2 separate regions of the Mus musculus genome follow, and region 2 is linked to region 1. Evidence: chromatin loops called from intact Hi-C (ENCODE). Cell type or tissue: left cerebral cortex. All regions are shown on one strand.

Region 1 (8,000 bases):
AACACCTGGCCAGAGTCTATTATTGCCTCACTTGCTTATTTATCTTGTGGGTAGGGGAAGAAGGTAACACACGCCACAGTGTACATGCAAAAGTCAGAGAACCACTTACAGCAGTTGCTCCTCTCTTTCTATCACACAGCTTCCGTCCAGGGATTGAACTCGGGTCACTAGGCTTGGCAGGAAGCACCTTTATCCACTGAACCATATTGCTGGTCCCCGTATTAGTATTTTCATGTCAGTAATTTTACATTCAAAGTTCATTTTGCCATGTGCCAAAAACAAAGGACATGACTGATATATCAGTACTTCTGAGCCATGCATAAGAAATCTATAGTTGATAGTCATTTATAAATTATATTTAATATATCATATATTCATAGTTAATATATGTATGAATATATGCACACGCACACATACATGTTATATATCATGAAGATATAAATTATTTTATATATTATAAACATATGTGATGCCTTAAGTTGCATGTTAGACATCATAAATTTAAATATTTACATGTATTTATATGTTATATTTTACTTGTAAAGATGTGCTATATATCATATATGGTATCTTTATATATGTTATACATGTTTTTACACACATATGATTTCATATGTGTACCTTTCAGTTCTTATTTCTTTTGCCTTTGTCTCAACACAATGTCATCAAGACCTTGGATGATCTCCATAAGTGTCAGAAGATAAATAATCTATCTCATCGTGGTAGTTACAACAGTAATACAGCTTCTGTTTACTTCATCTGTGCCAACTCCAGGCCATGATGTAAATATGTTTTCAAATAAGTCCTCTGTCTCGTTTAATCTTGATAATCTCCCTGAGAAGGATCTTGCTATTCTCCAGATCTCAAATTTGGGAGTTGCAGTGTGAAGATGCTAAATAGCGTGTTTCAGAGCAAGTGGTATTAATTCAACATTGGAAAGACCACTGGTACCCAACAGACTCTTCCAGCTGAGTTCAGAAAGTGTGCTTTCAAGATCCAAGCTCTCCTTGTGCCTGAGTTGGTATGACTTTACTCAGTCCTCTGTCCTTTACCTCATCCCTCTCCTGGAAGTAACTTCAAGCATTTTATGTTGATATAGTGAAATAGTAAGAGCCCTATATTCCTAAATAATAAAACAGAGGGGATAGGGGCAGAGACATCTGATTGTGGCAAACCACCACAGCCAAGAACAGAGTGAGAAAGAGCCAGAAAGCATTTCTATGATGTCTTTGTCCATTTTGGTGTGCCTGGGAATGTCTCAGAAAAAAATTACTATTTCTCCCAAATAACAAATTTATTGAGTCATCATCAAATCCTTTCCAGTGGATTCAAGTTTTATAGCTTTGATTTTAAGCTTTTTTTTTTTAAACTTTTTTGTTGTTGTTTGGTTTGGTTTGGTTTGGTTTGGTTTGGTTTGGTTTGGTTTGGTTTGGTTTGGTTTTTCGAGACAGGGTTTCTCTGTGTAGCCCTGGCTGTCCTGGAACTCACTCTGTAGACCAGGCTGGCCTCAAACTCAGAAATCCACCTGCCTCTGCCTCCCAAGTGCTGGGATTAAAGGCGTGCGCCACCATGCCCGGCTTACATATTTTAAAAATCAAATGTAGTGGCCTCTCTATTGTCCTCCCTGACAGTAGGAAGAAACGCTTAGGGATCCTGCTCTGTGGTGTGAGCCTGAGCACACGAGGGCATTTAAATGTCTTAAAAGTCCACTATGGAAAACCGCAGTCAAGCTTGAGCTCATACATCAAAGATTCCATTCCTGAAGCTTATAGGACCATAAAATCTAGAGGAAAAAAAAGCTTGATAGATTTCTCTCTTGGGTATTATGACAATATACTTGTCCTATCCAGTGGCACCCAAAATGGGAGAATTTATCCAAATGTCATTTTAGAGCTAAATGCTAGTTACCCAATGGAGGTACAAATATTTCAATATAGTTTGTTAATCAACTGGAACTTGGTCCTCCATAGTTCCTACAATCAAATGCCTAAGATGGACACACACTGTACATTGAAGAGTTTCTGCATGGCCATGTCACAATGACCTAAGTAAACGACAGGAAGACTGAAGACCCGTGGAGCAGCCTCTTCTGGACACCTAAGGTGCCATCTTTATTTGAGAATGAAAACTCAATGGAACCTTGGAGTCTTTCTATAGAATTCCTTCTACCCAGACACCATAAACTTCCCTTTAACCACCCAATACAGTCATCATAGCAGAGTTCTCTACCCAGTCCAGTTTCCAATACCCCTTTACTATAGGCTGCATCAGCGCACTCTGACTAATCATGATTCAAGGTTTGAAAACTGAACTCTAGACCATAAAAGTGACACCTAAGCTGGTCTCTGTTGTTGCCTGGTGTCTTGAAGGAAACTGGATAGGTCTACAAGGCAATTCACACAACAGAGGCTGCTGGTCCTTATTTCTATAATCCCCCTGTTAAGGAAGGAAAATCCAGGTCAATGTTGGCATGGTGAACAATTTACCTTCTCTTTTTTCCATAAATGTCTCCACCTTTCACTAAAGCCCATCTATCACCGACACAAATTGCAGGTGTTAGAGCCAGACATGTGACCCTAGGAACATCTTTGCCATTTCTGAATGACCTATGCATGCAACAGTATGTCCTATAGACACAAGCAGTCTGGAATTTTCTAGAAGGAACACAAAACCTTTGTCATTAGGCTGGCTTACATGTCAGCCCTTATGTCAGGCTACTGGTATCTGAAGTGCTCTGGTTTTCTCATCAAGAGGGACCTGTCACATGAGTTGAACACCTGAGGACAGGGCATGGAGTTGATGTCAGTGCCCAGGTTCCAAAGCTGAACTGGACTCCACGTAGTTCCCTTGTTTAAGGCTGCTCCTGGCTGCAAAACTGAGGGCCTCTGATCACTGTGTTTTAGTGTCTGTCCCACTTCAGCACACCATTGAGTCTGAGACTTCAACCAAGCAGGGTGATAGTAACTGATTCCAATGACTATTGAGGGTTTCTTTGGAGTTGACTCGATATTAGATACCTTGGAGAATATTTCTTTGAAGAAAATGATTTTTTTGTATGTTTTACTTAGAAAATTGATCATATTCTTGTCCCCAAATCAATGATGCCTTGTAAATATTGTAAAAGTGTATGTATGTTTTGATATACACAAGCCTTCTGTTGATTGCCATATTCAGTTTGACGTTCAGAGGTACAAATTAGCTCTAGTAGAGAGACAATAGATAGCAGGAAGAGCTCAGCCAGCAGGACTCACTAGAGATGACACGAAATTATTATTTGTCTGATTGAAGCTTTTATCTAAGTAAACAGAAGTCATTACCCAGTCAGGATTTGTGGCAAGATCTAGAGTTACCCAGGGCTCTTGAAGAAAATATCCAGAAGATTTTCAGAAGCATTTGGGACAAGGGGGCTCAACATCTCAGCCATTATATGATGTATTATCGTCAAGACAACTGAGGTCTGAGAAGCAGTTTAACTTAAAACCACCACCCAACAGAAAATTGCCACTGCTTGAGTCACTGGGTACCGTAACATCCTTAAGTCTGTTGTTTGTTTGTTTGTTTGTTTTGGGACAGGGCATGACAATGCAAGGAGTAGTATTTTCATAACCAATTAAATTTAACAAAGAATGTAGTCCTTCCTTCTCAATTCAAACTGCACCAAATAAACCTCCAAAAATATTTCACGCAGCGAGTTTTGTTTTGCTTTATTCTTCTCATTCTCTCAGCACATGAATTATTAAAGGCATACAACCGACTGTAAAATCCAGTCTATCCCCAAATCCCATAGCCCGTCATGCTGGAAGCTTTAACCATGTTTTGCAGTTGTAGAAATGATGAGGATCCACTCTATAGACACCTGTAAAGCCCAAGCATGAGACAGAGGTGGCCGGGTTCAGTCTGTGATCTTGCAGACATCCTGAAAGAGCTAGTGAGGGCTCCAGGGAAAGGACTTCTGATGTGAGAAAAAGTATGTGGCACTGTGTGGAACAAGAGTCAAGGTTAGTTTCTCATAAAACAGATACTCTCTGGGTACAAAATGTAGAACAGTTCTACTGGGCTCTTCCTTCATCGAAGCCAGTAGAATCTCTGTACCTAGCATGGTTGGCTTGTTCAGTAAACCCGTGTGGTTACCAAGGTTACTGCACTGAGTTCTGTAGCCTCCGCAGCTCTATCTTAGTATCTTTCCTCCTGCTCCTTCCAGACTTCCTGCATTGTCACACACTAACTCCAGAGGACCCCCACAGAGTGCCTTTTCTCTCTGTCATGTCAGCTCCTCCCAGATGACAGGGGAGAATCTTACTGCAACATATTGTTCTCAACATAGTTTTAATATCAATCCCTTTCATTCTCAGAACGGATCCATTTTTAGAGGATAAATTATAGGGTTATCTTTTCTGGATCTTACTATTCTCCATTCTCCCTTCCTTCTTCCATAATATCTATTTTTGTATCAACCAAACATCACATTGCTAAGCGTGCACACCTTCCTCTCAGAGGCTGGAGCAGGGGGACTGAATTCAAGCTTCAGCTCCATAACAAACCCCTATCTCAAAACAAACAAAACTAAATCAAAAACCTCCCAGCATGAATGTTTCCAAATTCCTACTCTACCCATGCGCTTTCTACTAAGTGCTAACCATCTCAGCTCCCTTGTCTGTTTGATGTGAGAACCAAGCATCTGTCAAGTTGCCTTCCCTTTTTACAGCAGCATTGCAATGTGTGTGTGTGTGTGTGTGTGTGTGTGTGTGTGTGTGTGTGTGTGTGTGTGTAAGCAGTTGAGACTAAGATCTCAGGCATGCTAGGCAAGTGCTCTACTACCAAGCCATATCTCCAGCTCCCGAATTATAACTTTTACTAAAGATATTCCATAAAGCTTGAGATCTTGAAGTTGTATTGCCAATTATCTATTATGTCCCATAAATTCTGCTAGGTCAGGATGTCCTAAGCCTACCATTCTGCTTTCTCCTCAACCTGAAGCATCTTCAGTCCTGGTCTTCTCTCGTAGACCACCATAGCTGCTCAGAAATAGACCACCATAGCTGCTCAGAAATTAGCAGTGATTCCCAAGGAATACTAAATTAACTTAAACTCCCTATACTGGCTCTTGGGGGCTTTTACAATATAGCTTCATATTAACTTACTGCTCTAAAAAATAATAGTCCATTGTTTCATTATCCATTATAACTGCTTGTGTTATGAATGCTAATATATTCCCCCCAAAACAAAAACTGTTTACACAAGTGCGATGGCACTTAGTTTCTGGGAACCTTCCCCTGGTTGGTTCTGACTGGTAAATAAAGATGCCAACAGCCAATAGCTGGGGAAGACAGAGAGAGGTAGGGCTTGGGACCAGGAGCAGGAAGAGAAGGGGGAGATCCGCCATGCTGGGAGAGTGTGGATGAGAGGAGAGACGCCATGCCTGAGAAGAGTGCAGGACAGAGAGGCAGAGCTGCCCTGTAAAGGAGCCCGGAAAGGTTGGCCCAAAGGGATGACCATCTGGGTCCAGAGCAGGCAAGATAGACCATAAAATTAGTAATAACTCTGAATTAACTGCAAGGAGGGTTGACAGTGGCCAAGCTATTGTGCTGTTTAAGCCATATTAACATATAAAGTCTTCAATTTCATTTGGGAATATAAACCATTGGGGTAGGTAGCAAACCACACTGACAAAAGTCATTAATTAACATTTATTTCTACATCCCATAGGTCCTTTCTTGTCTATACTTACAATTTCGAGTTCTAGACCTCACAGGTACTCATCTACCTAGAAGAGAGACTATACTAGTAGAAAATAGTATCCTAATCCTTTTCCTTTATTCTTGAGAGATGGTTTCCAGTAAGAAGGAAATGGTTTCCAGTAAGAAGCTGCAGGTAGCAGCCACCGAGCAAAGGGTAGCCGGCGAGATTCTCCTCCATCATCTGACCATTGGTGGCGGACTCCTTTGTATACCTGCTAAAAATGAGAGGAAAATTCGGGTTTTGAAATTTTTCAACTTCTGAAACACTTAATCCTGAATACTCATTCTTTCTACTATATTATATTCAACACACTCTGTTCCTTTTATTAAAAAAATAATAAAAATAAATACCCCTAAGACATAATATATTGTGAGAATGACTTGAACTATTTTTTTTTCTCATCTGTGCCATATCTTTAGCCTGGAATATCATCATCCCCATTTCTACTTTTATAATCTATCCATTCACTGCCTACTCAAATACCATTTCCTTAGAGGGCCTTTCCCCAAATAAGCATTTCTGTTCCATCATCTCCATCTTTACCATCATCATCATCACCACCACCATCATCCTCCTCCTCATCATCATCATCGTCATCATCATCATCGTCGTTGTCATCATCCAGTACTTTCAGAGCTTTACAATGGCCTCTACAGACCCAGTCCCTCTAAACCCCACCTTCAAAGTCTCTGACCACAATGCTGCCAGACCAATCTTAACAGACACAGGCCTTGTCACAACATTCCTTAGCATAAAAGACTATAACGAGTCTTTCCATAGACTACCCAGAAAGTGTTCTCTTCCCTGTTCACCCAGCCACAGTCCTGTTGATGGCCCCCCATGACACTGCCCTCTACTTACTCTCAGAAGGAGAGTCAAATGCTTCATTCTTTGCATATACCAAATTATGCTTACACTATTTCACTTGTTACAACATATTTATTCCTTAGCTTTCTTTTGTAATTTCTATAGGATCATAAGTTCTCTGGGAGTTGAGCGATCATGAAGTTGCTAAGGTCACATATTCCAGAAATAGAATATAGGTTCAAGTCCTAATTCTGCTACTCACAGTGTACTAATACCACAGTAATTTCACACCCAGCAACCACAAATTCCCAGTGATATTGGGCAATTGACTTTTTCAATTCACAATTTGAGTGGTACGTCTGTGTTTTTGTTTTTGTTTTTTTGTTTTTGGTGAAACTTTGGTGATTTGGGCTGAATCTGACCATAAATTCCTTTGATGTGTCAGTTGATATAGCTAATGAGTATAGGTATACACACACACACACACACACACACACACACACACACACACACTCATACACTGCTTCCACCAGGAAGACAAAACCAGGAGAGTATAATGGAGGATAAAATAACTAGACAGTAGAAATGTATCATCTCACTGAGGCCATCCATGATCAGTTAGACCCGGATGCATGAACCAGACCAGCTTATGGACCAATGCTTCAAAGCTTGCCTAATATCAGACTAGCCCCCATGGTACTGCAGCTGGCATTGCACATAGCCTCTGGATCAGCCCCTGCACAGGAAAGTTACAGTGCCATCACCAGACATTTTGTTTGTTTGTTTGTATATCAAATCCAATCTCTCATACAAGGCAGTGTTTTACCAGTGACCCCAACCCTACGTTTGTTCAGGTTTAAGAACCAGTTTGGTATACATAAGCCAATTTCCAAACCAGATCAAGATACCTGTCTTCCATGAAGCTGGTCTGATGCTGACAAGGGAACTGGAGCTCAAGGAGACTGGAGTGGACCTGGTCATGCAGTGGAAGCAGCTAGGTCGGCAAGCACTTGCTCAGAGGCTAAGGCGGATGTTTTGGAGAACTACCTAGAACATTTTAGTTTTTCTTTCCTTCTCTCCTTTCTTCCCGTTTCTTGCGGGCACAGATGCTAGGCCTACCCAGGCCAGATCAAAGCTTTATGCTCACCCAGAGTCCAAGTTCATCCCAGTAGATCTCAACTCTGGACCAACTTCTCTGGACTCAAGTTTCAGACAAGGACTTGAGGATCCAGGATCCCGGCCAGTTTTTTGTTTGCTTGTTTTTGTTTGTTTTGTTGTTTTGTTTTGTTTTGTTTTTGTGAACTTAGCTTCAAGCCCAGCTCTAGTAGGTAAAATCTTTATCCCAATAGCTAAGTACTCATGCACTTAGCCCATCTGAGCCCCATGTAAGCCCTGAGAAACCAGAAGGCTTCTTTAGATACTTTCTCTGGACTTACCATTATAGATCTAATCAA
Region 2 (8,000 bases), 1.0 Mb before region 1:
CCATCCTTCCACAGTTCAACTTCCTTCTTACTTGCCCAAAATTGTTACAGTATTTTTTTTAATTATTCTTTAAAAATAACTCTGTGCCACTCAAGTGTTCTCTGATGTGTATGGTCTTCTCCTGAAGGGTGATTCGCTTACCAGCAGTTCCACATTGAGAACGTTCTCTCCCTTTCTCGGAGCTTCTGGTTATTGCCAATGACTCCGTGCCCTGGTGTGGGAGAGTGTGCCTAGCTGCTTGGTCTCTGCTTGGAGATGGCCAGGCTTGGGGTTTTCCAGGTTGTGTATATGCTGATACAACTGCTGTGAACTTACGTGTTCAACTGCCCTGCTGTGGCGGGAAGATGTCATTTCTGTGTATTCATTCACGGGCTCCTTTTACACTCCCCCCAGCTCCCTCTCTGCAGTTATCCTTGAGACTTGAAAGAAGTCATTTCAGTTAACATGCATTCCTGCATTCCTATTAGGGAGTAGTAGCCTGTAATGTCTTAATTTTTGCACCTCTGCCTAATGTGAGTTAATCAAAATCTAATGCAGTTAGAAGCTTCTCCGATAAGGGACAGGAGATGCATTGATCAATGGCTGTAACAATAATAATGTCATTGGGAATCAGTTTAATAGTACTTTCAGTTAGCAGCATCATAGGAACATGCTCTCCCTAGGACCAAGTGTCTGTCTAGCCATAAGTTCTTAGCCTTGTAAAGGTGCTAAATACGTGTTTCATCCTGTAGAGTGGAACTTACATACAATCTACGTTATAACATGATTTTTCCAGTGGTGCTCACACCACTATTGCACCAGGAGGCATGTTTTTGCAGACTAGTCATTACTGTACATCAGAGGGTTAAGAAGCAGATATAATGGATGGTTCTTGTTCTTCTCCAGTAGCTTACATAGCACTTTCCAGCACTGTGGAAAGAGGCCAATAGGGACAAAATATCCAAGTCCATAACAAGTGTAATTTTGCCAACCTTGATTTTGATGACTCAAGCATGGGCTATTTTCAGTAATTGGGTCTTACCATCAAACTCTGGAGGGTAACCAAGAGTATTGGCAGTAGTTTGTAATGTTCTGGGGTGGCCTATGGAACCTAACTGGCCCACCTCTAAAAAAAGGTAACTCATAGCTTGCACAGGGCATTTTATTCATGAGCCTTTGTTATCTAGTAGGAGCATTTTTTTTCCATTACGTGGTAAGATCATTTTAACTCTTTTAGTGTATGTGTATAATATATGTGGACCTTCTGTAGTACTAGAATTCCACATGACTTTTTCAAAAGTTCTTTGGAGTTAAGCCTACTCTCTTATCTACCCTACCCCCTTCCTCCCACCCCAGCTTAGACCTTCCATTCTGCATTTTAACCCTTTGAACCAGTAAACTCTATCTCCCCTCTCTTCTCTCTCTCTCCCCACTTCCTTTAGTAATTCTCTGACTTTTGTGGTTATTCTAAATGAAACACACATAGCTGTAGATTTAATACTGGCATCCACAGATAAGAGAAAACATGTAGTAACCTTTGTCTCTCTGTGTCTAGGTTATCTCACTCAAAATTCTTGTTTCCAGCTTCAAGCAAGTTACCTGCGAACTTCATAATTTTCTTTTTAATGACTGCTGAATAACAATCCATTATGTGAACATATACTTCCATTGTTCATTCATTGTTAGCAGATGCCTGCACTCTTTTCACTTCTTGGCTAGTGTAAATAGAGCATCAGTGATCTTGGCTCATCAGGTATATCTAGAGGAGGGTACGACATTTCTATAAAATAAAAACTATATGTAAATGACTACAGATTCATATCCCACTAAATGATTTTACAAAGTCCAGTATATAATGTGATTTTCTCTTGATTACTGCATTGGCTACTTTTCTTACTACTGTGACAAAACGCCTGACCAAGACATAGGGAAATAAGGTTTTCTCTACCTCACAGCATAAAGATATGGTGAGTAACCAGAGAGGGTGTCGCAGCAGAAGCACCCAGTGGCTGTTCAGCGTCTGCAGTCACCGAACTCTGTTCACCTTGCTTCCCCAGCCCCCTTTTGTTCCAGTCCATTCCCTAGCCATGTAGACTTCCCTGTCCACATTCAGAGCAAGTGTTCCCCCTGAGAGTGCTGTCATATACATACCATGGATGTGTCTTTTAAGTGACTAGAAAGCCAGTGAGGAAATCGAGACTAAACAGCACTTGGTGATGATGGTGATAAATGAACATTAAAATGTCATGATAATCAGACTGAGGGTTCAGTCAGTAACTGTGGCATTAGCATGAAAACCTGAGCTCAGATCCCAAAACCCATGGGGGTAAAAAGATGGTGTGGTTGCACCCCTCCTCAGTAAGTTATTCAGAACTGATCAGTCCTAACTGGACAATCAGCGTTCTTCAGTGGAGTGGCCCTGAGTATATCAACCACGCTGCAGCGTTGGTCTATGCTGTCCAGCGCACATTGAACTCCGTAGGTAGTCCAGCTTAGTTGCAACTAGCTCTCTTTACATAATGATTCATATCTATAACTTCAACACCCCTGTAATTTTCAGAGTTGGGAATTCATGTGGTGTGAGGTGAGGTATTTTCTGTCATCTGTCTGTTTTGTCCGTTTAGGAGGTAGTGTGCAAGGAGACTGGAGTAGAGAAAGGAAGGCAGAGGATGATGTAGTTAAGGCTCAGGAGAGAGAAGGACGACACACAGCTAAGATAACGCTTTTTCTATTACTACCATTCAGTTTTTAAACTGAAAATAACACATTTTCTATTTTGACCGTTTAATATTTAAACTTCCGTTCTCATTTCTCAAAACTAAATTAGAAGTAATACTTTGAAAAAAAAAGAATATCAGCTTTCTGCGCAGAGGACAAGAAGAGAACTCTAGGTGAGCTTGCTAGGACTATCACAACAAATTAAAACATGTAGATTCCTTAAAGTGCAGAAATGTTTCCTTGTGGATCTGGAAACTGGAAGTGCAAGATCAAGGTATCAGCGGAACGGACCTCTCTCCGTAGATGCCTCTGCTTCGCTTGTAAATGGCAAATGGTGTGACGTCACACACGATTCTCTGTATCCTCGCCTCATAAGGACTCAGGAGTAATGGCAGGTTCCCCACCCTTCTTATCTAACTATAAAGACCCATCATCTCCAAACACAGCACAATCGCGCTCTTGAGGTACTGGGATCAGCACACCAGCCTGTTAACGTGGTGGTAAAGGCTGCAGAAGGGAGCCTGGAAACAGAGTGACCGATACAGTTGGAGGTGGGGAGAAGGGAATAGAAACACATCTAACTTACAACGAGGCATCCTGTAAGGCTAAAGTCACCTGAAACGTCATCATCATGGTGCCGTTTAAGCTGCCCGGATGCTGAGGAGGGTGGGAAAAGGAGACCTTCTTTCATTCCTCTGACTCTTTCGCAGTTTACTCTGTGAAGGAAATATTCGGTGTTAACATGGGGAAAGTTGTTGACGCGTATGCATCCTTCATTGAGAGTCTAAGATAAACAAGTTCAAGTTGAGAAGTGAATTGCGTATGTAATTGCTCATCTTTCATTAGAACACTAGAGGGCGCCCTTCTCTTCTGTTAAAACACTGCTTCGAAATGAGTGGAAATAACAGGAGGGATTGCTCTGTAAAAATCATGGTTTTGTTTGGATAATTATGGGCTTGCTTCCACGTTCATTCCATTCTAATTTTTCTGATACCAAAACCAGCATTTTAAGTAATACTAAGCAGACTCGTAACTGAAAGGCCAGAAATAAGTATCGTGGCCGAGATCCTTAAGCCTGAACAGCTGCTAAGCACAGCCGGGAACAAGTGTTTTGTACCTCTTGCAATTGTCTGTTGAGTGTAATCAGCCTACGTTTCTGTGTTTAGGATTAGGGAGGGTCCTCCATGATTGTTTTCTGTATCTCACGCTCTCAAGTGAAGAGCACATTATTCTAGATTGGTGCATCTTTTAACAAGAGTGTCAAGGAGACCAGCCAAGCATTAAACATAAGAACCAAAATTTCAGCGTGGCCCAGATAGTGTTAATGACCAATATTTCGTTAGCATTTCTGATGTCAAATACCAAGCACTTTATTAAACTATTTTAGGGACACTATTGTGAACGGCTGTATTTATTGTCATGTTTAATATGGAAAGTGTTATAGCATTATGAAAAAAACAGATAGCCTATGACGAAAGGTGGCTTTGTCTCTTGGCATTACTGTATAAACATTTCATACCCTGCATACTTTATAGAGTTTTACTTCTAACAGTTTTGAAAGCTAGGGGTTTTGACTGTAATGTGCCTATAGTGGCAGAGTCTAAGGGCCTGGTCTCTGCTTTCAAATGACAAAAAGAAACCTGTATCAGCACACAGGGAAAGACAGAGGGACAGAAGGACTGGCCTGTTCTGGTTAGCACTTGGATAAAGTTGATCTCATTGGTGGGAGGAACCTGTATCAGCACACAGGGAAAGACAGAGGGACAGAAAGACTGGCCTGTTCTGGTTAGCACTTGGATAAAGTTGATCTCATTGGTGGGGGGAATGGGGCCTCCTGACTCCTCACTCTGACATCCCTTACAAGCCCTGTTCTTTAACCTACCTATAAAGTGGGGATTTTCTTAGACACATTTACTCCCTAGCAAAAGCCATTTGCAGATTTTAAGAAATGCTATGGAGTTTTGTTCGTATTTCTCTCAGGTAAGAAAGAATAAATTTGCGAGGATGGCTTTTGTGACCTGTTGGTGGCGAGTGTGGTAATGCAGGGGTCTGCCCCTAGAGTGGATGAGAACAGTGAGACATATTCATTTTGAATACCTGATAAGTTTGAGAATATTCACCGATTCTGAAATCATGTCGATATTCTGCTAATTATTATCCATCCCAATTAAAAATCTGAGGGTTAGATTTTTTTTCCAATATGCAATTTTAAATCTGTGATACTAGACTGACACCATCAATGTTATCTCTGACCTAAGCACCTTTCAAGTGCTTTTAGGTTGAGAGAAGTAGGGTAGCCCAGACTTAAGTTCCCAGAACTGCCATGCAAAGCTCAGAAGAGCTGGAGGGATGCTGCCAGTCACCAAGGAGACCAATTGCTAAATATCCTAAGCAGAGCTAAGTGCTATGTACAAGACCATGTCCATATGACAACATCTTCACCATGGAGAAAGTTCCCAGGATTTTATAGTGAACATTCTGCAGACCGTTGACCGACCTTGGAGTCTTATCAAAAGGAAACGCTCTGGGAACACTAACTCTGCATCGGGTACAGACCAACAAAAACAATGGGTAAAAGGGATGCTGGTATAGATTGTATTGACGGAGCGCATCTTATTCATATCAAATGGCAAACTTGTAAGGACATTACTAGAACTGTTACCTGTTTGTATTGAAAGAAGCAGTGGGAATATTAAAGAAAAGGAGGCTGACAATTCCCTCAAGTTAGTGGCACGAAGCAGATTGATATACTCACTCAGGAGCGAATGTGTGATGGTGTTCATGAAAAAAAAAAAAGTGGGAGGAACCAAGAAAACGGGTTCTAGTGAGAGTCCGTGCCAGTGCGCGCCCTCTGCCTCGTCCATAATGCAGCCTCACAGAATGATTGCACAAGACTTAATTTTTCTAAACAAGACAACACCTTCAAAACAAATTGAAGACTTCCCGGTTTTTTCACGATTAGATTGCAAAATTTACCAGGCCGCATTTTCCTTCATTTCTCTACTCCCAGCCCTGTTTTGAAAGGAGGATGTCTATACCTTCCTTTCAGGGCACACACTACACTTCAAGCTGTGTGTAACAACAACATGTAACCTGCGGGTTTACTTGCACAATGAAACAAATGCACAACAAAGTGGTGTATACACAAATGAACCAATACCCAGCTCTCTAAATTAACAGTCAGGGAAACAAATAGCACTGTATATGCTCTTTGTGTAATATATTAGACATTACTGACATATGTTTATTTTATTTTTATCCTACTCAGTCTGTATGTTACTTGTATATATGCTTTCTGAAGAAATGAAAAGGAATCATAAATTGAACATCTACCTCAAAATGCCTACAACGCAAGGAAATTGGTATATTAAAACATATAAATATATATTTAAATGAACTTTTGTCACTAGGGTTGACAATGGGAATTCTGAAAGAACAAAAATGTCCCATGAGAAAAACATTGTGAGGAGCGAAACAGACTCGGGCTCCAATCCCTAATGGAAATGCTCTGAGACCTATCTTCCAGTAATTTTACATTCTTACATAGTCCTGCCTGTGGTGAATAAGAGGGATTCCTGGGTTGTTTTTAAGCAAAATAAAGGCAAAATTCATTCAGTATTTTGTCATGCCTTGTATAAAACTGAGCACTTGTTTGTTATCTCTTTGCTGGCTTTGCAAAAGCAAACGTTGAAGGGAGGCAGCCTACAAACAGGAACGAGGGGTAAACTGTGTGAACAGAAAGATTCTGACAGCCAGAAAGAAGCTGAACTGACATCCCCAAACTGAAAGAATACAAATTTAACACACAACAGAAGAGAGCTTAGAGGTGCATCCATTGTGAGTAAACTTTTATGTCAATTACTGAGAAATAATCTAGCATCCCTACAAAAGGATACAGATATCAGAAATGGTGTTCTGTAAGTGTAAGAAGGAATTTGTTCTCTGTTAAGATGCTAAAATGTGTCAAATTCCTGTGCAGTATCAGAAAATTAATATATTTAGCTAGGTAAGGTGGCCCGTGCCAGTAGGCATGTGCTGAGAAAATGGGGGCAGAAGTTTAAGGCCAGCCTGCCTTCCCATTAAGAAAAGAAAGGAAGAAAGGAAGGAAGGAAGGAAGGAAGGAAGGAAGGAAGGAAGGAAGGAAAGAAGGAAGAGAAAGGAAGGGAAGAAGAAAAAAGAAAGGGCTGGAGAAAGAAGGAAAGAAAGAGAAAGAAAGAGAAAGAGAGAAAGAAAGAAAGAAAGAAAGAAAGAAAGAAAGAAAGAAAGAAAGAAAGAAAGAAAGAAAGAAAGAGAAAGAAGGAAAGAAAAGAAGGAAGAGGAAGGAAGGAAGGAAGGAAGGAAGGAAGGAAGGAAGGAAGGAAGGAACAATGAAACAAGGAAGGGAGGAAAATTATTGCATTCATATAATTTGTTTTTGAAATATTTAACATAAAGTATCAATCATTGGTTATGTTTTTCTTAAACTGTAAAATATGATGTTACTTAAATATTTCTGCAAGGAATTACACAGTGTGGCTTCATGGCTTTCAACAAGAATAAAGGTTTTTTTTTTTCATTAGTTCATTTTAAGCTTTACTTGGAGAGTTCTCTTGTTTGGTTATTTTCAGATTCATTTAGGTAGGAGACTTTGCTTTAATTGTTCTCAAATGGGTTGGGAAAAATATATAGAAAATAAAAAAAAATGCAGGTGGGGAAAAATTACATAAGTTCTCCCCATGTAGATAGAAATACGACTTGACAAAGGAATTGATTAACCAGTTGTTAGCACGGGGACAAACTGAACAAGACTAACTTGCCCATGGGTATTTTAGACAGGGTTGTAGTAATTGGATCCCTTTGTGCCTGTGTTTACTCTTTACTTTGTTACAAATTGTTTTGTTCTTGCAATGTTCCAAGTGTTGGAGGTTTTGTTCATTCCATCTGTCTGAGGATGGTTTAAGGCATTCTGTGGATACATTAGTCATTCTTCTATCCATTTCTTCTATACTGAGTTCAACACTACAGTAAACTTTCCCCCACTTTTTTTTCTTTTTTTTTTTAAATTTAATTTTATTTGTAATTCATTTTTTACACTCCATATTCCATTCCCGGAACTTCCGCATCCACCCTCTGACTGCTCCACATCCCACCCCTCCTCCCCATCCCACCCCTTCTCCACGAGGATGTCCCCATCCCCACCTGACCTCTAAACTCCCTGGAGCCTCCAGTCTCTTGAGGGTTAGGTGCATCATCTCTGAATGAACACAGACCTGGAAGTTCTCTATTGTATATGTGTTGGGGGGCTTCATATCAACTGGTTTATG

The links. A loop is a pair of places that touch in the nucleus more often than their neighbours do. Peaks named below come from ENCODE experiments on the same cell type or tissue, not always from the same donor. Only the 100,000 strongest peaks of a DNase experiment are listed, where the experiment ranks them.
Region 2: it touches region 1 in a loop (4-fold over the local background); 2 of 42 quality-filtered maps call a loop at or near these places.

The regions. Positions count from the first base shown.
Region 1 is chr14:105,486,506-105,494,505 of GRCm38, reverse strand. No RefSeq gene overlaps it. Among named protein-coding and RNA genes, the nearest start is that of 4930449E01Rik, 8.3 kb to the left of the region's middle. In left cerebral cortex, a CTCF peak has its summit at 4,128; a DNase peak (open chromatin) is centred at 4,154; H3K27ac peaks cover 760 bases.
Region 2 is chr14:106,496,346-106,504,345 of GRCm38, reverse strand. Gm29871 (a long non-coding RNA gene) reads right to left here. Exons shown (of 5, transcript XR_874942.1): 3 at 3,313-3,413. Among named protein-coding and RNA genes, the nearest start is that of Gm29871, 13 kb to the right of the region's middle. In left cerebral cortex, a CTCF peak has its summit at 3,555 (motif pointing right); DNase peaks (open chromatin) are centred at 3,110 and 3,570; H3K4me3 peaks cover 904 bases; H3K27ac peaks cover 596 bases.